3 separate regions of the Homo sapiens genome follow, and regions 1 and 2 are each linked to region 3. Evidence: chromatin loops called from intact Hi-C (ENCODE). Cell type or tissue: natural killer cell. All regions are shown on one strand. Region 1 overlaps SCEL (sciellin). Region 2 has its middle 43 kb from the start of SCEL. Region 3 overlaps SLAIN1 (SLAIN motif family member 1).

Evidence for each region. Peaks named below come from ENCODE experiments on the same cell type or tissue, not always from the same donor. Only the 100,000 strongest peaks of a DNase experiment are listed, where the experiment ranks them.
Region 1: a loop joins it to region 3, with 9 times the contacts of the local background. A loop is called at or near these places in 79 of 110 quality-filtered maps.
Region 2: it touches region 3 in a loop (6-fold over the local background); 49 of 110 quality-filtered maps call a loop at or near these places.

The regions. Positions count from the first base shown.
Region 1 is chr13:77,588,486-77,596,485 of GRCh38, forward strand. It overlaps SCEL (sciellin), which reads left to right. Exons shown (of 33, transcript NM_144777.3): 10 at 659-739; 11 at 2,910-2,975; 12 at 5,029-5,088. Among named protein-coding and RNA genes, the nearest start is that of SCEL-AS1, 14 kb to the right of the region's middle. In natural killer cell, no CTCF peak of the experiment used is centred here; a DNase peak (open chromatin) is centred at 4,766; H3K27me3 peaks cover 195 bases.
Region 2 is chr13:77,488,522-77,496,521 of GRCh38, forward strand. No RefSeq gene overlaps it. Among named protein-coding and RNA genes, the nearest start is that of SCEL, 43 kb to the right of the region's middle. In natural killer cell, no CTCF peak of the experiment used is centred here; a DNase peak (open chromatin) is centred at 4,550.
Region 3 is chr13:77,747,339-77,755,338 of GRCh38, forward strand. It overlaps SLAIN1 (SLAIN motif family member 1), which reads left to right. Exons shown (of 7, transcript NM_001242868.2): 5 at 5,865-6,020. Among named protein-coding and RNA genes, the nearest start is that of MIR3665, 53 kb to the left of the region's middle. In natural killer cell, a CTCF peak has its summit at 4,682 (motif pointing right); a DNase peak (open chromatin) is centred at 4,703.

The sequences.
Region 1 (8,000 bases), 160 kb before region 3:
CTTAGTAAGGTGCTGACTCCATCCAAAATGTGCACATAATTGCCCATCTCCAGTTCCTACCTCATTAAGTCCTGCCAACTCAGAGACTGCTGTGGTGCTTCATTGGAAAGTTTAGGCTGACGGTAGATTGTATATATGCTTTGTCAGCATCAAAGTGGCCTGTGCTGACAATATTTAAGTCAGATTTAGTTAAGAGCTTCAAATCAATGCTACCTTGAGGTCTCTGAAATTAAAGCCTTTTCTTGCTGTTTCCATAGCAGCCTGATAGTTGACATAATCCCCAAAGAAGCTTATATATTAATACCCAAGGACCATTTACAGTTCTCATGCACTGCTGACCTGAAATGCCATGACTAGAGCTAGATATACTAGCAAAATATTGAGTTATTTAAAGAACATAGTATAGTCCAAACTATAGTGAAAGAGGATTGGGTTTTCAAGAACCTGATTAAATAAACTTTAAAAATACACATATTTTCAATATTTGACTTCTTTAAAGTTTAGTGCTCCATGGATTCTGACCTTTCAGGTACCTCACACATGGGGGTTGTAAGATGCAAAGGATATTTTTATGTAGGCAATAAATGCATTCAGTTAATAGATGCTAAAATTTACCATGTTTCCATGGTGAAATGAACTGCTGTTTTCTGTTTTAAAGGGAACCAGGTGTTCACCCTCCAATACCTCCAAAGCCCAGTTCTCCTGTTTCTTCTCCTAACCAGCTGAGACAGGATAATAGGTAAGACCTAGTACTCCAGAATTTCTTGACAAAATGAAGTTCAAGGGAAATGAAAGTAAATGGACTGTGACCCGCTGTGGGCAAAGCATGAATGTTTTGTGTGCACATTCCCTAAAGAAGCGCCTGTAGAACTTTTTCTAATTTTATTTCCCAACACATATGTTTATTTATGTTTGTCTTTGAATACTAATGGCTAACTTGTCTTAAGAAAATATGCCTTCAAGATAAAAATGGAACAATATTCATGTTCAGAAAGTGTTTGTACACAGACTTTTTATATATTTGCTCCTAATATACAAATATAAATACATATATGTATTTGACATGTATCACATATAATATACATATAAACCATATTAAAAATGTATTTTTTGTTCATGTTTGTTCCAAGTTAAGTTTCCCACTAAGAGATACAGATTCTGATGAACGATGTTCTTGAAACTTTGTGTTACCACTCAAATCCTTGCTTATGTTACAAATACCTTTGAGTAGTTCTTTAATCTTTTTTTACTGAAGGGATTTGTAATTTATTTCAAAACTATCACAAATTTTGAAAGATGTTCTAATTGACTTGTCTCTGAATCAGGAAAAATAGACTTGCTTCTCAGCTTTGAATCTCTGTCACTCTATAATTAATACTTGGAAACAAATTCAGAGATCTGAACTCTTCCCATGTGTTACATTTAAACTGTTTAATATATCTTGAACAATTTTTCAAGATGTACACCCCACATTTCCATTATTATTGTGAGATTAAAAAATAGTAACTCAACGGAGATTGACTACATTACATCTCCTTGATTGCCTACTGTTGCTTCTTTTGTATTTTTGCTCTTCGATGGTGATTTTTTTGACACCACGTAAGACACAATTATGAAACTATTCTTTAATAAGACACAACCATAGAACTACTTTTTAGTAGACACAATTATAGAAATATTCTTCATTAAGAGAGTAACTTCAGTTACAAAGTTTTGACTGGGCAGCAGGACCATGTAGCAATAGGTGTTAAAACTCCAGGTTTGAATTTCTGTTCAGTGAAACTGCACAGGATCTTTGAAATTTTGTCCATAGGATGAGAGCATAATTTTTTAAATTGAGTCAAGAGAATATTTCTTCACTGAACTAATTAAAAATATAGATCAGATTTATAACTTTTTGTTTGTATGATGGTTATAATGATCTCTTAAAAATATCTTCTCAAGCTTTTTAATCTTACATTATTTTTCCTCTAACTCTTCTAGTATTGAGCAATTAAATCCCAATTTGAATAGAATTGTTTTAAGGGGCTAAAATTAATTGGCCTTAGTACCACCGATATTCTAATCTAAAATCAGCATCACTAGAGCTACAAGCTTGTTTAAATTTAAAGGAAGCTAAATTTCACAGGAACTTACTACTCAAATTTCTTTATTCTACCAATGATCTAAAAAATAAAATTGGGACAACTTGCATGTTTTTTTAAAGTCCTGACTACTTTAATCACAGCAAGATGATTTTAATGAAAGAATATGAAATGGAAGTGTTTCCTATGTAATTAACACATGTCCTCAGGAGTACAAAAAATAGTCGAATATAGCTTCTTGAGAACAAGTAGGAATGTATAAGTAGGTCAACCAGATACTTTAAAAAAGAGTAGAGAAAAGTCTTAAATTGTGCCAGAACCTAACATAATAAAATTTAATTCTGTCAGCTTAGTATGGTCATTCCCAATGTAGTAGGTGTACTTGAAACATAGACTCTTCTTCCCACCTTTTATGAACAAATATATTTCTTGATAGTATTCAAATGGGATAATTCTTTAAGAAAAAAATCCCTTTGATGCCCATAACAAAAATTAATATTTTAAAATGTTATATCATTATCTGATAGAGATAAGTATGAAAATGCTTTATTGATGGAGAACAAAAAACAACATAAACATATTTAGAACTTATAAGTCTAGATAGATCCAGTGGTTTACAAATATGCGATAAAGATAGATTAAATTACAAACTCAGTATACTGGAGTTCCCGCCAACCCAAAGAATTTAAGTTTGTTATCTCAGGTAGTGTTATGGTTCCAACAAACACTGATCTTTTTGTACATAAATTTTTTAAAATAAATTTCAATTTATCAAAAAGTGTTTTCTTTTCTGACTGATATAATCTTCTAACTTTGAAAATATAGGCAGATACATCCACCTAAACCAGGTGTATATACAGAAACCAACAGATCTGCTGAAAGAAATATAAGGTACACTGATTTCTATTTATATCTATGTAACTGTAGTAATGATAAAGTATGCTTTCTCAGCACATTAAAAAATGCAAGGCAATTAATAATAAGGTAGACAAAATCAGTTTTCCAACTGACTCCAAAATATTAATAAATGTTTTTGTAGGCACTTTCAGAATTTTGTTCCTTTTAATTCTATCCCAAACTTTCCATTAAGAAAACTACCAAAATGGTGTGAACAAGGTAACAGGATAAGATCAAACCCACTAAAGGCAGGAAAGCTTGCTCACCTCTTTATTCCCAGGACCTGCTCTGAGGTCTATGATATAGTTGGTGTGGATGTATAAAGAGGTGGAAATACAGTTGTTCAGTTGAACTTGTGTTACAAAATCCTGCAGCATCAGGAAGAAGCACATTGATGCCATTTGTTAAGGGACATTCACCAAATGTCGTCGGGGGGGAGGGTAAGGTGGCATTCCCCAAATGTCTGGTCTCCCGATTTACACTTCTAATTTATGCTTGTTGTCTTGCACATCCTATTTAGTCTAGCATTTGTTCTGGATGTGTCTTCTTTTTCTCCCTTTTCTAAGGAAAAAAATTACTTTTTGAAAATAGTTTTTAAACAGTGCAATTTTATAGGTCTATCAATATGATAATTTTTCAGTCAAAAGATTTTTATGACTGAAAAAATTACTTTGAAGTTTAAAACTTATATACTTTTCATTTTTTATATTATCCCCGTTTGACTTTCAGAAGAGTGCCATTCTAAAAGACACATCACATGTATTCTCTTCTTTGGAGAAAGTCATGTTTCCCTTGTTCTGAGGAGCTTACAGCACCACTCTTGGCATTCCCCAACCTGTGTTCTATGTGCCACAGGATGTCAATGCATGTTCTGCAAAAGAAGAGTTCAGTGTTTCACTACATTTAGGAAACACAGTTTAATAGAGTTTTCTGCCACAGAACTTTTCAGAATCTTTAGTGTGCTTATGTGTATTCCAAATCAGCAAAAGTCGGTTACATTTCCCAACTTACTTGGCTACAAAATCCTTTCTTCATGGAACCTTATTAACCATCTATGAGATACTGAGTTCTTTTCTTTTCTTCTTCTTCTTCTTCCTTTTTTTTTTTTTTTTGACAGGATCTTGCTCTGTCACCCAGGCTGGAGTGCAGCAGAGAACTTATAGCTCACTGCAGCCTCAAACTCCTGGGCTCAGGAGATCCTCCTGCCTTAGCCTCCTGAGTAGTTGGGACTACGCGCACAGGCCACCACACCCAGCTAATTTAAAAAGAAATTTGTATGTGGAGATGGGGATCTCCCTTTGATGCCCAGGCTAATCTTAAACTTCTGGCCTCAAGGGATCCTCCTTCCTTGGCCTCCCAAAGTTCTGGGATTACAGGTGTGAACCACCACACCCAGCCCACAGTTCTTAATTACTATAAGAATTTTCCTAATTGTTCCTTTTATGATCCAGGGATATTGGCATTGATCTGATTTGGAATACATGAGCCCTCTATGTGCTCAGGTGCTTCCACCTATTCTAGAGTCTGAGAAGACAAACATTTTCACCCCTTTAGGGTGAAAAGGAATAATTAATTAATTAATTGTATCTGTTGCTTAATGCTGCTTGGTTCTGGTAGAAAACCTTTTGAACTCACTTCTGTGTTTACTTGTCAGTTAAATGGATTTTGTTTTCTATGTCCTTTTTGTAACATAGAACCTGGGAGCTGGCAATACAAGTCTTCAGGAGAAAATGTAGTTATTTCAGTGAGCACTAGATGGCAGAGCCAACACCCAGGTGGAATAACAGAGGGGAGTGTGTGTGTGTGTGTGTGTGTGTGTGTGTGTGTGTGTCTGTGTGTGTGTGTGTGTGTGTCAGTGGGGGATGTGTGTGTCTCTGTGTGCCATGAGCTGACATAATAGAACCATTTTGTCATTCTGTTAAACTCAGTAATTCCTGAACACCACCTAGACTATTTACTTTATTTACTGAAAACAAATGAGAAATTTTAGCTCCTTCAAAAATAGCTCGACTATCATTGACCTGTATTTATTTTTCATTGTTTGAAGGAGTCAGGATCTTGATAACATCGTCAAAGTGGCCACTTCACTTCAGAGAAGTGACAAAGGGTGAGATCTCAGAGCTTTTGAGCTTGGGTTTTATCTTCCCTGGTGTTTCAAAAATGCTTAACCACACCTTTAAAAGTTCCAAATATGAACAAAATCCTAGTGCTGTATATCGTATATAATTTAAAATAAGAAAGCATCAGTTTCTCCAGATAAGTATTCCTGAATAGTGGATGGTGCCAACATTTATGGACACTCTTCCAACTCTGCTGCTTTTTCTGGCAATTTTACTCACCCAGTGACCTCAGCTGTCAAGCCTCATTCCAAATATCCAGTCCTGTATTTATGTTGCTGGTCCAGATCTCCACTCATCTCCTAGCACCACCCCTCAGGATGTCCAAGGTCATATCCAAATTCCTTCCCAAATGTGCTGTTCCTCACTTCTCTGTTCTTGAATTCCTGCAGACTCACCTTTCTGGAATAATTCTTGATTCTTCCTTCTCCTTCCCCTTCCCCTTAAGTAGTATCATGCATGCACGAATTAAACATCTAAAATGTCCCTCATGTGTACACGGATTTCCCCTAGTTTAAAACCTCATTGACTCCTTCACAGATTATTAGAGTAGTTATTCAGCTTTACTTACACTCTTCAGGCTTTCCTTCCACTAAACTATTATCACCCATCAATGCCATAATTTTTCCAAAGATTCTGCTCAATCACTGAACCAGATCCACATTGCCCATTCAATGGCATATAACCTCATTCAAAGCCCTTGCGAACCTGGCTCCAGCCTCACATTCCAGTTATTTCTGTTTTCACTCCTATATTTATCCTACGTTCATATCAAGGGAAACCATTTTCTCTCTGTAGTTTCCAAATACTCTGGCTTTGTTTATACCACATGGTAGCCTTTTCCAGCCTCAAGCCACCATGCCAATCCATCCAAGCCCTGCCCATTGTTCAAGATCTGGATCAAGTGGCACCTTCTCTGTTGTCTTCCCTGAGTGATCCAGTGAGATGTGACTTCTGCCTCTATTAGCACTTAGAGTTGCACTATTCATATTTTATAAGAGCGAATCATACTCAGTTTTGTTTCCTGTTATTTGCATAAGTGTGTTACCTTCTCTATCATCTCTATAGTCTCTCAGGGCAGATATTTTGTCTTATTTGCCATTTACAGTGTGTGACATGATGCTTTGTACACAGTGTTTAATAGATTATGGTAAAATCATAATATTCCATTGTTTAAGTCCAAAGCTCTCAAAAATATTCCTTGTTTAATAGATTTTAGTAATGCTAAGAGTGTTGTTAGAGATTGCAGTCTCTGTCAAAAGAATTGAAGAGAAGAAAATGTGACACTTGGCTTTTCTGTGCAAATTCATAAACAAAATAGGAGCTCTGAATCCAGACAGAGTCTATAGAAATTGTCCTGAATGTTTCATTTCCATGTCTTCCCTCATTGAAGTGTCTAGATCTCTAATTTTATTGATTTATTTCTGTTGCAGGTAATATTTTGTTTCCAGTAGGGATTAGACAGTGGTTTGGTGGGTGATCGGGATATCTGAGAAACAGATAAGTGAGTGACTCTGAAGGGAAATTATGGTTTGGTGTAAATCAAATAAAAACTGTCAGAGAGGCAGTTAGTTTAACTTTCCTGTCCCTGCTCCCTAGCCATAATGCTCAAATTCCACAGCCAGGTACATTTATCACAGAGAGAAGTTGCTGCTTGACAGGGATCAGGAAAAATGTTCATGGTAGTCATCATAGAGTATTGTTTCTTTGGACCATCCACAGGGAGTAGAAATGGCTTTAGTTATCCGAGCTGCTCTTTGTGAAATGGAATGTTACTGCTATCTGATTAAGAGCATTTAATTTGTTACAAATGCAATGGTGAAACTTAATATCCAAAGCTTTCATCAATTTAAAGTCATTTTGAAAGCTTAAGTTTTTTATTTGGAATACAGTATCCATTTTATTTAATTTGCCACAGAGTGTCTTCTCATGATTTATGCTAATTTTCTTGGGATAAAGCAACTCCAAATCCTGATAATCTCATCATTGTGACTCATGCCAGTCAGGAAAGCCTGGGGCTAAAATTTATAGGACTCGTGGGTTTGCTCTTTCCCTTGGGGACATGAACAGATTGTTAGTCTCAGAGTTAGTGGGTAGAATATCAAGCAAGAAACAGTAATGGGTTACTGTGTCAAGGGACTGGGTAGTGTTTGTCACACACAAGGATAGAGCATTAATTTTTTTGTTGTTGTTAGAGGCAGCAACTTTTGTATTTCAGTATTTATTCTCAGGCAACAATTCTACCATTGATACCTAAAACTACTTGACAGGATTCACCTATGTACTGGCTGTTAATTTAGGGTCTCTAAGAGGACTACCCTCAGCAGCTATTCTTGCTATAGTGTCATCGTGCCAGGCATCTTCAAGCACATAAGTGACTTAGCAATTGCATCTCTCTCTAAAGGCTAAGTCGAAGTCTTGGTGTTTCTAAGTGCAATTAAAAAATAAGTATAGCAAGCATTTACTAGGTTGGGCGTGGTGGCTCACACCTGTAATCCCAGCACTTTGGGAGGCTGAGGTGGGCAGATCACCTGAGGTAAGGAGTTCAAGACCAGCTTGGCAAACATGGTGAAACCCCATCTCTACTAAAACTACAAAAATTAGCTGGGCATGGTGGTGCACACCTTTAGTCCCAGCTACTTGGGAGGCTGAGGCAGGAGAATTGCTTGAACCTGGGAGGCGGAGGTTGCAGTGAGCCAAGATCATGCCATTGAACTCCAGTTTGGGCAACAAGAGTGAAACTCTGTCTTAAAAAAAAAAAAGTATAGCAAGCATTTATTAAACAAAAAATTTAGTAATGACAGGGCATTATTTATTATAATGGCCCAAATTAATCAGGAATTTATGACTTGTTAGGCATTGTGCTAAATACTTTATATTCATGAGCTTATGAATCTTTTCT
Region 2 (8,000 bases), 260 kb before region 3:
AAATTATTGTTGACTGTAGTCAACAACACCCCACAGAACCCCACAGAATGGGGTTCTTGTAAAGTATTGACAAGAGATTAATGGATAGTTTGCAAATATTTTCTCCCATTCTGTGGGTTGTCTCTTCACTTTGTTGATTGTTTTCTTTGCAGTGTAGAGGTTTTTAAACTTCATGTGATTTCATTTGTCCATTTTTGCTTTGGTTGCTTGTGCTTGTGGGATATTACTCAAGAAATCTTTGCCCAGACCAATGTCCTGGAGAGTTTCTCAATAGTTTTCTTTTAGTAGTTTCATAGTTTGAAGTCTTATATTTAAGTCTTTAATCCGTTTTGATTTTATTTTTGTGTATGGCAAGACATATGGGTCTAGTTTCATTCTTCTGCATATGGATATCCAGTTTTCCAAGTACCACTTATTGAAGAGATTGTCCTTTCCCCAATATATACATTCTTGGCACCTCTGTCAAAAACTAGTTCACTGTAGATGTATAGATTTATTTATGGATTCTCTATTCTGTTTCATTAGTCTATGTGTCTGTTTTTATGCCAGTATCATGATGTATTGATTACTATAGCTCTGTAGTGTAATTTGTGAAGTCAGGTAATGTGATTCCTTTCATTTTGTTGTTTTTTCTCAGGATAGCTTTGGTTATTCTGGGTCTTTTGTGGTTCTATGTAAATGGTTAGGATTTTTTTTTTCTGTTTCTGTGAAGAATGTCATCGATATTCTGATGGAGATGACATTCAATCTGTAGATTGCTTTGGGTGGTATAAACATTTTAACAATATTAATTCTTCCAATCCATGAATATGGAATAGCTTTCCATTTTTTTGTATCCTCTTCAGTTTTTTGCATCAGTGTTCGCTATTTCTCATTTTATTTTATAATCTGGGATATTAGTTCATTTATTAAGTGCACACGTATGTATCTGTGTGTTTACTGCTCTGCGGAAATACAAACTAGTATAAAACATACAAACTAGTATAAAACATGATCCTCTAGTTAGGGAGAATAGGCATAAATATATGAAAAGTTGAATATTTTACCAAGATGAGGCCTCACAAAATATTATATATATCTCAATTATCTTTTCAAGTAATAGCTTTCACTTTTTGAATTATCTTATCCACATAACTTACTTTTTAATTTCTGCAAGGGAAGGTTTTTACTTACGAGAAAAAACAAAGCTCGGAGAGATGAACTTGCCCAATGTCAAATAGAAAGTGAAGAAAGTGCACAAATTGAAACTGGGGCTGTCTGTATTCACAGACCTTATCATTTCTCATAAAGCCAGTATGATGGAGATTTACCAATTTCTTTTTTGCCATCCAGGTATCAGAACCCACTCTCTATGTTTGGGAAATGCTCTCCCTCTGATGCCATCCAGCTACTCACCTCTCCAGGGTTCTTGCTGTTAAGGCATGGGGCTGGGCTCTGCCAATCAGATCCATCTTCTCTCGAGACTATGAGAAACTGGGACACAAGGAAGCACACACCACCCAGAATATATTTGGACAACATTTGGGGGTGGAGGCGGCAACCATATTTGGTTCTCAAAGGCAGCAGTGGCAGTAGAGTTCCTGCAGCAGCACCCAGGGTCTGGTCACTGGCTGCTGGAAGGTGCTGTGCTGTCTGGGTCCAGCAGGAGTTCCAATGTCTTTACCTGATAAGTCTTGTGGTTTGACTGTGGGAATTGTTTCCAGCTGTAAAATCCATAAGTTTGCTTCTCTAGCCCTCCCAGAGAATATATGGGCTATCCAACATCTTTTAAATAGTTTCTGTTTCTGCTTTAATTAACCAGGGTCAGTTTCTATTATTTGCATCTAAAAGTCCTGACTGTGACTGAAAATTGTGCCAGAAGTTGTAGGCAACAGTTATTCAGGAAAACAGGAGGGAAACTGTACTTTATTCTCTGTCTTGGTAGGGTTTAAGGGGAATTGGAAATCAGGTTGATATTAAGAAACTGAACCTGAGCATCCATCGAAATTTGTGAAGAAAAAACAAAACAAAACAAAACAGTTAATCAAATGATCACTTGTGTCCACTCGGGTGATAGCCCCCTTGAATGCTAGGTTTGGGAGGAAAAATGTATGCTGCAAGAGAGTGGTTGAAGGGTGTGGAGGAATTCAAGGATTGTAGAGTTAAGCAATGGACACTTCAATGGCAGAAAATGACAAACTGAAAGTCTTCAACTCTCAGCTCAAGCCACCCACTGAAAACTAGTCTCTTTCTAAGATAGTGCTGAATTGGAACCCACACTCAAAGATTTATCCTCCAAGTTGCTTCTTTACATCAATGTATAACCTTTTCTAGCCTCTTAGATCAAAGTTGGGGCTCTGACATAGGGTATTAAGTAGGTGCCAACACAGGGTGGAGACGTGAGAGAAGTTGGGTTGCTCAGTGTGTAAATCTTCCCATGCCAGTGCACTGTCCTCCCCTGCAACCAAGGTAGGCATGTCCCAGAGCCTATTTTAAAGTCAAACTCCCCAAATTTACAAAATTTTGCTGCTATGTTTGCAAAAATCTGGCTGATGCACGTGGCAATAAATTCTGAGGATGTTGACTAAAGTGGGAGGACTGTGATTGAGATCAAGTACGATATGTCAATATATGTACCTGCACCTCATCTATATACAATCTAGGTGCGGGTACCTAGATTGTGACTAGGTTGAACACAATATTCAACTGGGGTTGATTGTAGTTACTTATTGTGGTCAACTGATGAAACTTGGACTCAGCGGTGGCCTAGATATTTGTGTTATACTATAAAGGAAGAAATGAAACAGATGTAGGAAAGTGGGAGGGAATTTTTTTGTGTGCCATCAATTTCTTAATTCTTAACTCTGGCTCCAAGGCCTTGTTGATGCATGCATTGAGAAATTCATTGGTGAAGAGAATTCCAGCATTAAAAAAATCCCTATAGAGGATGTTCTTTGTGGATCTAGAATGCAGTGAGAGGAGACACAGCTGAAATGAGCTCTCTGATTTCACTGGGATACTAGGATCCCAGAGTAGCAGAAGCCCCATAGCAGCACTTAAACATTGGACGCAAATGGGTCTGGGCAGATGTGGAGAAGGTGGAGGGGGAGTCAGTGTGTCGTCAAAATGGTCTAACCCTAGAAATCTTTGACATTTGCTAATCAGTCATTGGTGTCCTAGAAATAAATTATATGTACAACCCAGCAAGAGAATATTTGATTTCTAAAATAATACTAACACCAACCAAAACTCAAAGACTCTAGGTATGGCCATCAGGGACCTAAATTCAAACCACATAAGAAAGTGTTGGCCTTTTACCAATTTCCAAACTTAAATTTTCAGATACTAAAAGGATGCCTAGGTACTCTTGAAAAAGAACTCTGTGTTCATATCACATAAGCATATTTCTTCCAGCCTTCTGCAAAGGGACCTTCAGCTATTGGGATGACTGTGCATTGGGAAAGAGAAATGTCTAGACCTTTTAGGGGTAATACAACAGTTGCTCAGAGTTAAACTAGAATTAAGCTAGTTCCTGGGAATACCATTCATTCATCTGTTCATTCATTTGAACAATTTTTATTGATTGCCTACTGTGTGTCAGACACTGGGGACTGGTAATATTTTAGTGAACCAACCAACCAAAATTTTCTGCCTTAGTGGAGTGAAAATTTTAGAGGAAGAAAAATTAACAGGTGAAATATATGGTGTGTCAGGTAGTGATTTAATGTCCTGGCAAAAATAAATTAGGGGTGGGGTGAGGAGTGAGGAATTCTTCATTTCTCATGGAGCCAATTGGGATTAGAATAGAGGGAAATAGGGCTGGGATTCTTGTGGTGCCCAGTGTAGACATAGATTGAATAAATAATGTAGTAATACACAACACCAAATACATAAAGTAGTAAATGGAAAACAATTTTACTTGGCTGAAGGAACCAAAAATTTACCAGTAGGGACTTAAAAGATGCAAGGGTCGGCCAGGCGTGGTAGCTCACACCTGTAATCCCAGCACTTTGGGAGGCCGAGGCGGGCGGATCACGAGGTCAGGAGATCGAGACCATCCTGGCTAACACGGTGAAACCCTGTCTCTACTAAAAATACAAAAAATTAGCCAGGTGTGGTGGCGGGCGCCTGTAGTCCCAGCTACTCAGGAGGTTAGGCAGGAGAATGGTGTGAACACAGGAGACGGAGCTTGCAGTGAGCCAAGATCGTGCCACTGCACTCCAGCCTGGGCGACAGAGCGAGACTCCATCTCAAGAAACAAACAAACAAAAAAACAAAAACAAAAACAAAAGATGCAACGGTCTCCATTTAACTTCCCCATATGACTGATGCAGGAGGCAGATGCGTGTCAGAGAAAGAAGTATTTGTACTTCTAATATAGAAGCTTAAATCCTAATATAGGATTTAAACTAAGCATGCATTGTAGAGAAACTAGCTCATCATGGATGATCCGTAAATACTGCATTATATCCTTGAGTCCTCATCCCCATTGACACCATCAACCTTTGCACTGCTGATCTTGTTATTAATTTTAAAGCACTTAGCTGCTCAGCAGGTCTCCATGGAGTGGTGCTAGAGAGTCAAGTACTATTCAGTATCTGAATATTATCAGCTGTGAGCTTGATTGATGGTTATATTGTTTGTTTCATGAATGGCTTCCCTTTCTGCTTAGTTTTATCATCATTAATCAGTGGGGTAGCCTGCTGGGTGTTGGAATCTAAACCAAAATTAAAATCTGTTTATTCAGGATGGTTTCAGTGAATCATAGTACAGCAAGAGAAGAATGGTGCAAAGGCTTATCTTTCAGTACATTTGTTTCAGAAACCATTAGTTCAGTTATACGGAGTGTGTTCACTTTTAGCCTTGAGCTGGGTAACTTTGGATTTGATCCAGAGCATTAAAGTACAAAGAGAAAATTTCCTCCTATTTAATGCAGTACTTTGTTAATAACATGAAGAAAAATGATGTCAGTTCTCTTTTCTGGAATATATAGCCTGAATTATCCACATTAATTCTCTTTTATTTTTGTTGTAAAAAGTTTTTTCCTCTATTATAAAATAAACATATTTATTATAGATAATCTAGAAAATTCAGAAAAGTGAAAAGTAAATGTGTTAGTTTTCTATTGATGCATGACCAATCACCACATACTTAGTAGCTTAAAACAATATACATTTATTATCTCACAGCTTCTGTGGGTCAGGAATCTTGTCTTGGCTTAGTTGGGTCCCCTGCTCAGAGTTTCACAAGGCTGTGTTCAAGGTGTCGGCCAGGGCTATGGTCTGGTTGGAGGCTTGGGGTCCCATTCCAAGCTAAGGTTGTGGTGACAGAATTCATTTTCTGCAGCTGTAGAACTCATGGTGGCTTGTTTCTGCAAGGTCACAGAAATCTTTCCTTTCAGGGAAGGTCTAGGCCCCTGTCAAAGGACATACATGTGTAGGTCAGACCCACTCTGGAGTAATCTTATTGACGAACTCAAAGTCAATTGTAGGTACTTTGATTACCTCTGTGAAATCCCTTCACTTTTGCCATATAACAAAATAAAATCACAGGAACAATATTCCATCATATTCACAGGACCAGCCAACACTCGGGGAGGAGGGAATGATATATAGTTTTGGGTCCTTAGAATTCTGTCAATCACAGGAAAGATATTCAAATGAGGTATAGTAACAACAACCTCAAAATTTTAAGGTTTTTTTTCTATATTTTCTCCTACACAGAGTGTTCTTAACGTAGTTGGTGTTACATTACATATTGCATGACATTTGTTCTTTTATTTTTATTATGGAAAATTTCAAGTGTACACAAAAGTAGAAAGAAGACTGGAGTAAGCTCCTCTGAATCCACCACCTGGCTTCAAAAATAATAATCATTCTGTTCTTGGCACAAGTGTGATGATTTTTAAAACCGTGTCAGAAAATATCACTCCCCTGTTCAAACCTGACGTAATTTTCATTGTCTTTTGGAATAAAAGCAGGAAAACAGTGCTTTACTTAATTAGTCCCCATTGTTGAAATAATAATGTTATAGTACATATTTTTGCTTACAAACCTTATCCATCTGAAGTATTATTTTCATAGGCTAAAATTCCAGAAGTGGAATGATTAGGCCACAAATATAAACATTTAAAATATTTTTGATGCATATATCAACTGGGGTTCAGTGAGAGAACAAAGCCATGGAGAATAATAGAAAAATACTTATTATAAGATATTAAAAGCCTTACAGAATCCGGGGAGAAAGTCTAGATTGAACTTCCAGGAATAATTCTCTATGCTTTCCTCTGAATTGGGCCAGCAAGGGTACTGATGCCTCTTTTATGAATGGTCAGGAAACCACCTGCTGAATTGAAAAGTGACCACCAGCACTGCAGGATCCAGAACCACACCATGCTGGCTGAAACTCATGCCAGCAAATGGATGCCTCAGATCTGACCTATGTAAAGACAGTGAAGGGACACTGTAGTTCTCTTAACTCTGTCATCATAAACCCAAATGCCTCTACATCTATGGTTGCCAAAAGAAATGCCAAGCAGCCAAAAAGGCCTCTGCCTCATGTCTGCTTCTCAAATCTCACCAAGAGGCATTGACTTGTACCAACACAAACCATGTCAGAATTGCAGCGACCAGGGCATCTGGAAAATGGAGTTTCAGCTTTCTGGCTTTTGCAGTTTAGCAAGTTAGGAAACTATTTTAGTCTAATTATTTTAGAATAAGAGAAATGGCTGTTGAGTAACAATCCAACACACCCATGGCAATACCTTCTAAAGTATGTCAATTGCTTCTAAAGATGTTATGACAGGTTGTGGTCCCATCAGGAAGGGATCTGATATTGGAATGTACCCATTTCACAAGACTACAACCTATGGTTGGGTTTAGTTCCTTAAAAACCTTTGCAGGAGATATATTTTTGATAGACCATCATAGGACCATACTGCTTTTGAGATTGATTATCCGTGAGGTTGACCACTTTCCCAAATATTTGATAAGTGATGTTTTATTTTTTGAAGTAACTAGCCATCTCTTTCCCATGAATATATTAGGTCCTTAGTTTTTTTCCTACTGAATTTACACATGTGTATATTTTTTATTGTGATAAAATATAAACATAAACCATAAAATTTACCATTTTGACCATTTTCAAGTGCACAGTTCTGGGCATTAAGTATCTTCACATTGTTGTGCAGCTCTATCTGTATCTGTTTTAAAATAATTAACTTTATTGAATTTGCTGCAAATGTTTTTTCAAGTTTCTCATTTAATTGTTTGACATAGTGTTCAAAAGATTTTATATCAAGTTTTCCAATACTTCAGATTTCTTCTTTTTTCAAAAAAAGGCTTGGACTTAAAATTTAAATCTTTTAACTTTGAAGGTTTAAATCTATGATATGGTCAAGGTTTTGTTTGTTTATATATATATATATTTTTCAGCAAATATGAATATCTTACATACTATAGCTTTATAATATATTGAAATATCTTATGACATTGATCTTTGTTTTTAGTTTTTATTTGGCCTGCTCATCTGTCCTGAAATAATAACAACGCTTCCAAGAGGTACTTACCAGTTCACTTAAGCTTTGTAAAAATTGCATGTGCTAATGTTCATTTGTAAATGTGTGAATCTTTATTTATTCCTATAATTTTTCATCCTGAATGTTTTCTTTTGCAGTTGGAATAAATTAGCAGACATGAAGAGAGTATAAATCCCCTCGACAAAAAAAAAAAAAGAGGCTTTTTTCTGTAGGTTTGCTATACAGGTCCTTGACACACTCAACAGGACTCTAAATTTCATTTTACGGCAATTGCTTTTAGAATGGGTGGTTATAAATGATTACTTTTTTCTTTTTACATTACTAGTGTTTTTAGTTTGTATATTTGGTATCATAGTTTTTCAAATCCAGCACATTTGGAATTTATAGGTTAGATAGGACAGGGCTGTTATTTGGAATCTCTGTGCAAAAATAGCATTGCCGACACTTTATTTAGGGAAAACCTAATCTGCCTAAGTAACTAAAA
Region 3 (8,000 bases):
GACTGGCTTCTGATTACGTGTCCCAGATTTATAAACGCACAGCCTCAAGAAAACCTTCATGACATAGCTGGCTCGGAATGAGTTATAAATGTGCGGCATCTCTGCATTGTTGCTGGTGCCTGTGGCAGAGGCAGGGTTGTACAAGCTGAGAAGTTTGTGGTCAAGCCCATGGAGGCAAAGTCTGTGAGTTGTCATTCCTTACCTTGTCCACAGCCTTCAGTCTCTTACTGTCTGTTCCTAGCACAGAGTGAGGTTGTAAGCATGAATGATGATGCTTGCAGAGGATGCTGCTCTTACACAGCCAGATCTAGGCAAGTTTGGGATGTGTCTTTCCCTCTGATCTCCTGACATCTAGAATTAAGATCTGTGTAGCAGCAGGAACATGGAGGTTGCTTTCCATTAGCATTTGACAGGGTAATGGGAAATTGATCTGTCTTGTCAACATGGTGGGTTGCTGTCTGTGTCATTCGTTTATTCTATCTCTTCATCATTTATCTTTCTTCCACACTTGCAGAAGTTGGACTCTGACTTCTAAGAACTATGGGAGAAGCAATCATGTAATATTCTAAGCCTGTTGTGTTTTTGTACTAATGATCACCTGAACCCTCACACATAAATTCTATATATTATGGAGAAACAAACCAATAAAAAAATTTATAATTATACAATTACAGTTCTTAATTATTATATAGCACTATTTCTCAAAGCTGGGTCCAGATGTGATCAAATGGTCTTTAAAAATATTTATAGGCCAAATATAAATTTTGTATTAGTGATCAGCCATAACCCTGTATTTAGTTTTTACCCTTTCTTCCTTTATACTGGTATCATTCATGCTGATGCTAATTAAGAGATCATTTGGAAATATTTAAAATTTTGTATTTGTAATTTCTCTTACTACCTTGAGATTTCAAGTTTAAAGGAGTGGTGGCTAAAAAATGTCATCATGACTAACATATTAAAGCTCATAGATCAGAAAGACAATGTATTCCATGTGCTTAGTGGAAGTCATAACATCTTATTAAAATTGAGAGGGCACCTAGAGTTATTTCTCTAAAGCTTTTTTTTTTTTTTTTTTTTTTTTTTACTTAAAGTGTTTTAGAACATCGTAGTCAAGTTGCCAAGCAGATGCTAGCTCTGCATCTTGATTGATATTGTCAATGGGATCATTTTTCTCCGCTTAGCTGTTTGTTGCACCTCAGAAAAGTGGTATTCACTTCCATCAAACACCGTTTGAAAAGGATTAGGTTTCTGTGAATCCTGTGCTGGGATACTCTTCACAGGAAAGTGGAGACATATCACAGTTTAGGTCCCTTTATGGTAGTTTTATTTTGCCTAAAATGTCTAGTTTTCACAATACAAGAAAAATGGAATACAAAGGCAATCTTCTGGATATGACTTCTGACTAATTAGCTTAATGGTTGAGAGCAGAGGCTCTGAAGTCCAGTAGATCCTGTGTTTCTCAACTGTCTAAGGTTCGGTTTCCCTAACTAAAATGTGGACAAGATGATATCTGTCTCTTAGGAAACTTAGGTATAATTTCACACCAAACCATCTGGTACACATTTTCTCCACCTAAATATATTATAAGGAATAAATGAAATAATGAATGTTACATTGCATGTAGCCTGGAGTGGATGTGCTAAATAAAGGTTGTCTTCTCCCCTTTTGTTTTTAAACTTTTATTAACATATGATTCAGATGTCCTAGCCTGCATTTGTTACTATAGAATATTGAGCAAAAAACTGAAATAAGAATGGTAACTTTGAAGCTAATCTATTAAATATTTTTCTAAATTATCAAAATAATATAGATAGAAAATAATTGTAAACTGTTGATTCATTTTAAAATAATTGAGAATAAACTAGAAATGTATATTAATATTTACTGCTTTTGTAGTTCCTACACTGCCTAGATTTAAAGAGATGGTTCATAAAACTTTCTGGGATATTTCTGAGATTCATAGAATTAAAAGAAGCATAACTGGAATAACTTGCTAAATATCAAAATGACTCAACTTGTAGAATCTTTACCAACTTTTTTATAATTCTACGGTATGGCAGGGGTTACTGGAGGCATGATGTAGTCCTTATTATCATGAGGACCTCCCCTGGAGCCTGTGTTGCCTGGATGCCTAGATCTAGCTGTTTGGTGGACAATGAGTGTCTCCTTTAGTCCTAAAGATTCCTGAGTCTTTGTTCATAGAGTGATGAGTCTTGCTGCCTCTTTAATGTGAGCAAGCTCATTTGAATTCTTTACTTGGTCTATTCTTCCAGTTTCCTGCTGCATCTCAGCCCTTGAAGATTAAACTGCTGATTTCTTGTGAAGATAGAACTAGAACATTACTTTTGGTTCCCTGAACTTTAAAGAATATGTGGTTATTAAAACGTTCCACATTGTTTGACAGGAAATGTACCTCATTTCCAGATGGTCTGACACAAGTTGGAGATCACAGCTTTGTTCCAAGGGGAATAGTGTCCTAAATATTTACACTTGGAAGACCTTATTTTTAAGAGCATATTTCAGGATTAAAGCTTTGTGAAACTGACTTGTTGCTTAAATATGAGTAAAGATTGGTTTTAAAGACTAACACAGATTAGAGGCATAGCCAAATGTAACGTATGGACCTTGATTGGATCGTGGTTTAGAGGAAAAAGCTTGTGAAAGATATTCTTGGGATGTCTGAAAAATTTTGTATGCAGATTATCATATGATATTGTTAATTTGTTTACATGTGATTACAATATTGTGATTCCATAGAATTTTCTCAGGAGATCAATATGCATTTAAAGTGTCAAGATGTCTGAAGTTTTATCTTGTTTAGCAAAGCAAACAAAAGTACATGTGGAGATGAATTAAATATGGCAAAATGGAAACAACCAGTATAGCCAGGTGGAAAAACAGGTGTTTATGATACTATTTTTTAACATTTCTATATGTATGAAAACTATTATAGTAAATAGTTGGAGAGAGATTTTAAAAAGAAATATAGAAGCTCAATTAATTTTCTCAATAGCATATAATTATGTTCCTGTGCCTCCCTGCTGCTTAAAAATATATGTATTGGAAATATGTATAGTGAAAATAGTCTAGTACTGATAGAGGCTGTCTTTTTTACACCAGTTTTTGTAATAGTCAAAAGATCTAGATATGGCCACTAAGATTATGTAGAGATGAATCCTTCTAATTCCTCCCTTCTTACTACACACTGTCTGCCAAATCATACACATAATATTTGCTGATATATAAAGTACCTGCTCTGTGAGGCTGGGAACTTTAATAGGAATTTGGGAATACGAGACGTATGATTGTTAAAAATAGGCATCAAGAAGATAATGAGGAAAATTGCCAAGGAATCTAACAGTCAGTGGCAATATTTGAGCATCCTTACTCTAGAACTACACACAGAAAGTAATGTGTGAGAGGTAGATACTTCCAGCTGGGAAGTCCATAGAAAAGCTTCTCTATGGTGGGGATAATTGTGCCAATTCTTAAAGTATTAGTAAGACCCACATGAGTAAAATATTCTTTTGTGCTTTCTACCATAGCACTCTCTACAATTTTTTATGCTCTCTTATTATACATATTATCTAAGTATACTTATTGTGCTTGTTTAATCTTCTGCCTTTTCCACCCCAAGGGAGCAAAAATTGCTGGACATGGCAACATTTAATAGGTGTTAGTAATGTCAAAGGAGTAGTGTATGAAAGGGGAATAAGAAGAGCTGAGTTTGATTTTGACTTGAATGCCTTTTGGATTAGCATTCAAGTATATCATTATTTTCTGGTTTTGCTTGAAAGAAAATGACCACAAGATTGAATGCTCTGATATGTGCACTTTAGTGTTTTGCGGTATATATCAATAAAGATAAAAATATCTTGTAAGTTGGAGGGGTGAAAAAAATTTTAGATATTACAATGATTTATGATCTTCCATGGTTTACCCCTATCAAAATGTTAATCTTTAATATTTATTTTATTTGGGAAAAAATTTAATTTTAAGTTTAATTAAATTTATTTTAGATTTTCTCTTTAGGATCAACAATGGGTGGGGAAGGATTGAGAAGCACTGGTCTAGACTATAAACCTAGACCATAAATCTTGACTATAAACTCAATGAGACTCTGGACTGTATCTGCCTAATACACTGTGGTATCCCCAACAGCTCACAGAGTGTCTGGTATTTAGTGTAAACACAATAGATGTTTGTTCCCTTGTTCATTTGTTCCTTCTCCAAAGTGAGGTTGGGTGTCCACATGGAGGGACCAGCCTGCTCACAGGTATGAGAGAGTTCACCCCTGTGGTCGGGGAGCAGGCTGAGAGGCCAGGCTGGAGAAGTATAAAGAGCCTGGGCCTTGAAGCCCTCATCTGGGCTGTGCTCAGGAGCTTGGCCTTTCAGAAGAGGGAGCAGGGGAGGAATTGAGGAGTTGGAGGGATTTCAGCAAGTGGGTGACGCATGCTGTGCTCTAGGAAGAGTGGAATCGAGTACTTGAATTAGTTTTGTCCTTGAATTAGTTATGGCTTAGTACTCGTATATATGCTTTTTTTTTCAGTTTAAATGACCTGACATAGGTACTTTAGTTTTTGGGGGATGTGTATTGATCAAGGAAAAAGTGTCTCATAGAGTTGTGGTCTTGTGGCTGGCTTATTTCACATGTGTTATTTCACACATCTCAACATTGAGATCTGTATGTGACTCTCTGCTGCCTCTTGGTGGCAGAAGATGAACTTAGCAAGGCAAAAAAATTGAAGCATTCTCTTGGTCTTTTTTATCTGCAAACATTTGGTGGCGTACTCATGAAAGTTAAAACTTTCCAGAGATTAATGTGGTCATGTTAATGTGATGAGTGGATATTTCAAGACATCTGAAGTTTGAATTTTATTAATTTGTTCCATTTTGATATGGTAGCAAAAGATTCAGTAAATGTTGGTTTTGATTCTTCTAGGGTTCTTTTTTTTTTTTTTTTTTAAGAAGCATGTAACTTAATTTCTAGGGTTGTTTTGGTAAATTTAATGGCTATAAGATTATTTTCTAACTTTTTAAATATAGTTTTAGCCACTTATTGAATAGGAACAGATAGCTAACTGCTTAGCTAGTCCCTAAGTCTTTTTATAGAAGTTTCGTTCTCCTTTAACACATTGTATTAGTTAGGGTTCTCTAGAGGGACAGAACTAACAGGATAAATGTATATATGAAGGGGCATTGATTAAGGAGTATTGACTCACACGATCACAAGGTGAGGTCCCATGATAGGCTGTCTGCAAGCTGAGGAGCAAGGAAGACAGTCGGAGTCCCAAATCCTCAAAAGTAGGGAAGCCGCCAGTGCAGCCTTCAGTCTGTGGCCAAAGGCCTGAGAGATCCTGGCAAACCACTGATGTAAGTCCAAGAGTCCACAAGCTGAAGAACTTGGAGTCTGATGCTCGAGGGTAGGAAGCATCCAGCACAGGAGAAAGGTGAAGTCTGCTCCTTCTGCATTCTTCTGCGCTTTTATCCTAGCCATGCTGGCAGCTGATTAGATGGTGCCTATCCAGATGGAGGGTGGGTCTACCCCTCCCAGTCCACTGACTCAAATGTTAATCTCCTTTGGCAACACCCTCACAGACACACCCAGGAGCAATGCTTTACATCCTTCAATCCAATCAAGTTGGCACTCAATATTAACCATCACACATGCTTATTTGGTGGGAACCCTTCTGGTTGGGAAGGGTGTTTTCCTGTACAATAGGTTAGAAAGCTTGATCATCAACATGTAATAATTTGTATTTATTATTGAGCACAATATGACTTTTGTTATTTGCTTTTGAAAGCTAGTACTTTGGTTGCATAACATCTGTCATTTTTAACTTAGTAAAATTCTTTTCCAGATAAGCTCCGAAGAAGTATGCCTAACCTAGCCCGGATGCCAAGTACAACTGCCATTAGTAGCAACATTAGTTCTCCGGTCACCGTGCGAAATAGTCAGAGTTTTGACTCAAGCTTGCATGGAGCTGGAAATGGAATTTCAAGAATACAATCTTGTAGTGAGTATAATTATTTGATATAATTATATATTGTATAATTGTATAATTTTTTATAATTTTTAATTGTAAGGAAAATGTCTGTTTTATTTCTTTGTATTTACTTGAAAGAACACTAAACTTTTTTCCTTGCCGTGTAACTTATTTTTTTATTTCACCATTAGAGTTGAATAGTATTTTTACTATTCAAATAGTATATTTACTATTCAACTTACCAGTGCCTGTGGTATAAATTACTTACCAGTGCCTGTGGTATCAATTAATAATAGTAAATTGTTATTTGTATAATAATAGTAAATTATTTGTAGTCCTTTATATCCTAGGATAGTAGAAGTACTACATGGTGATTGATTTATCCACTCATCATACAAAAATTGTTTTCCTTGCAGATCCTCCTCCTTCTAGCTGTCTACCTGAATAAGCACACTTAATTCTGTTTAGCCGTTCCTTTTGTCTTGTTTTTCACCTATGCATACTTTTGTCTTTTTCCCCCTAAATGAAGTTATATTTTAGAGTGTCTAAAGTAGTTTTTGTCCACTCTATTTAGCTTACCCCACATTCTGTTACTTACTTTCTATGTTTTACCCAGCAGTGAGTGACACAGTTAGCATTAGGCCTAGTGCTGTGTATCTTCACTTTATGTGGGGATGTGCTGCTTCGGCATCCCCCTATTCCTACTCATGCTGTCTATATGGGTTGTTGCAGTTAAGTCTTACACTGACTTCCAGGAGGAAGGCACAAGGTTATATTACCAGTATTCATAAAAATGCCCAAACTTGGGAGGCTGAGCATGTTCTGAGTGTACTGGCCAAGAGTCGTCAACCGGATGTTTTAAGTCTGCATCCAAAATGGTTTGTAGCTTTTCTCCCTCAAACTTAGTTTTAGGTGTCAGGTTGTATCTCCCTAACATGCAGCGATCTTTCATTTCTTTATGTTTTAGTTCCTAACAACCAAGTGACATCATTTACTCTGTACAAGGAACTGTGCTAACTAGTTTATATTCATTATCTTATTTAGTTCTACCAACAACTCTATGAATTAGTTTCTACTGCCATTCTTATTTTGTGGAAGAGGCAACAGTTCTGATAGGTTAAGGAACAGTTTGTCTAAGGCCATACAGTTGGAAGAGCAGAGAGGCAGACCTAGGTCTGGTTACTCCCAGAGCTTTTAACTGCTATCATATTCTAGCTCCACGTGCTGTTCTTCTCTGCCTAGCATTCTTCCTTTTCCTTCTTCGTTCAGTTTACTCCTATTTACTTTTATAACACAGTCCAAATACCATGCCTTTGGAAGTCTTCATTGCTTACTTAATCACCCTAACACACTTTCTCAAATACCCCCCAAACAATACTAGAGTGGATTAGATTTTCGGTGCTTACCTCTGTTATTCAATGTACCATGTTTTACTATTAATATGTTTGTCTTCCTTACTAGATTGTAAGCTCCCTCTGGGCTTGGGCCATCATTTATTTGATTTTCTGTTCCCAGTGCCTGACGTATTGCCAGAACATAAGGAACTCTCAGTGAATGCTTGAATGAATGCCACAGGATTCTATGTTAAGGCTTGACCTATTAAATATTTAGAACCAATGACTTGTATAAGGACACATAAACAACCTATGAAATTTGCCAATAGTAGAAACCGAGAGGACTAACAACTCATTTTATGTCAGGAGGTTAGGAGAATGGGCCAAATGTATCATGAAGAAATTTAGCTGATAGAAATATACAATTCTATGTCTGAATTACAAAAATCAGTAACATACCAGCCTAGGCAATATGATGAAACCCCGTCTCTACAAAAAATACAAAAATTAGCCAGGCATAGTGGCACATGTCAGTAGTCCTAGCTACTTGGAAGGCCAAGGTAGGAGGATCACTTGAGCCTGGGAGGTTGAGTCTGCAGTGAGCCAAGATTGCACCACTGCACTCCAGCCTGGGCAATAGATAGAATGAGACCCTGTCTTGAAAAAAGAAAAAAAA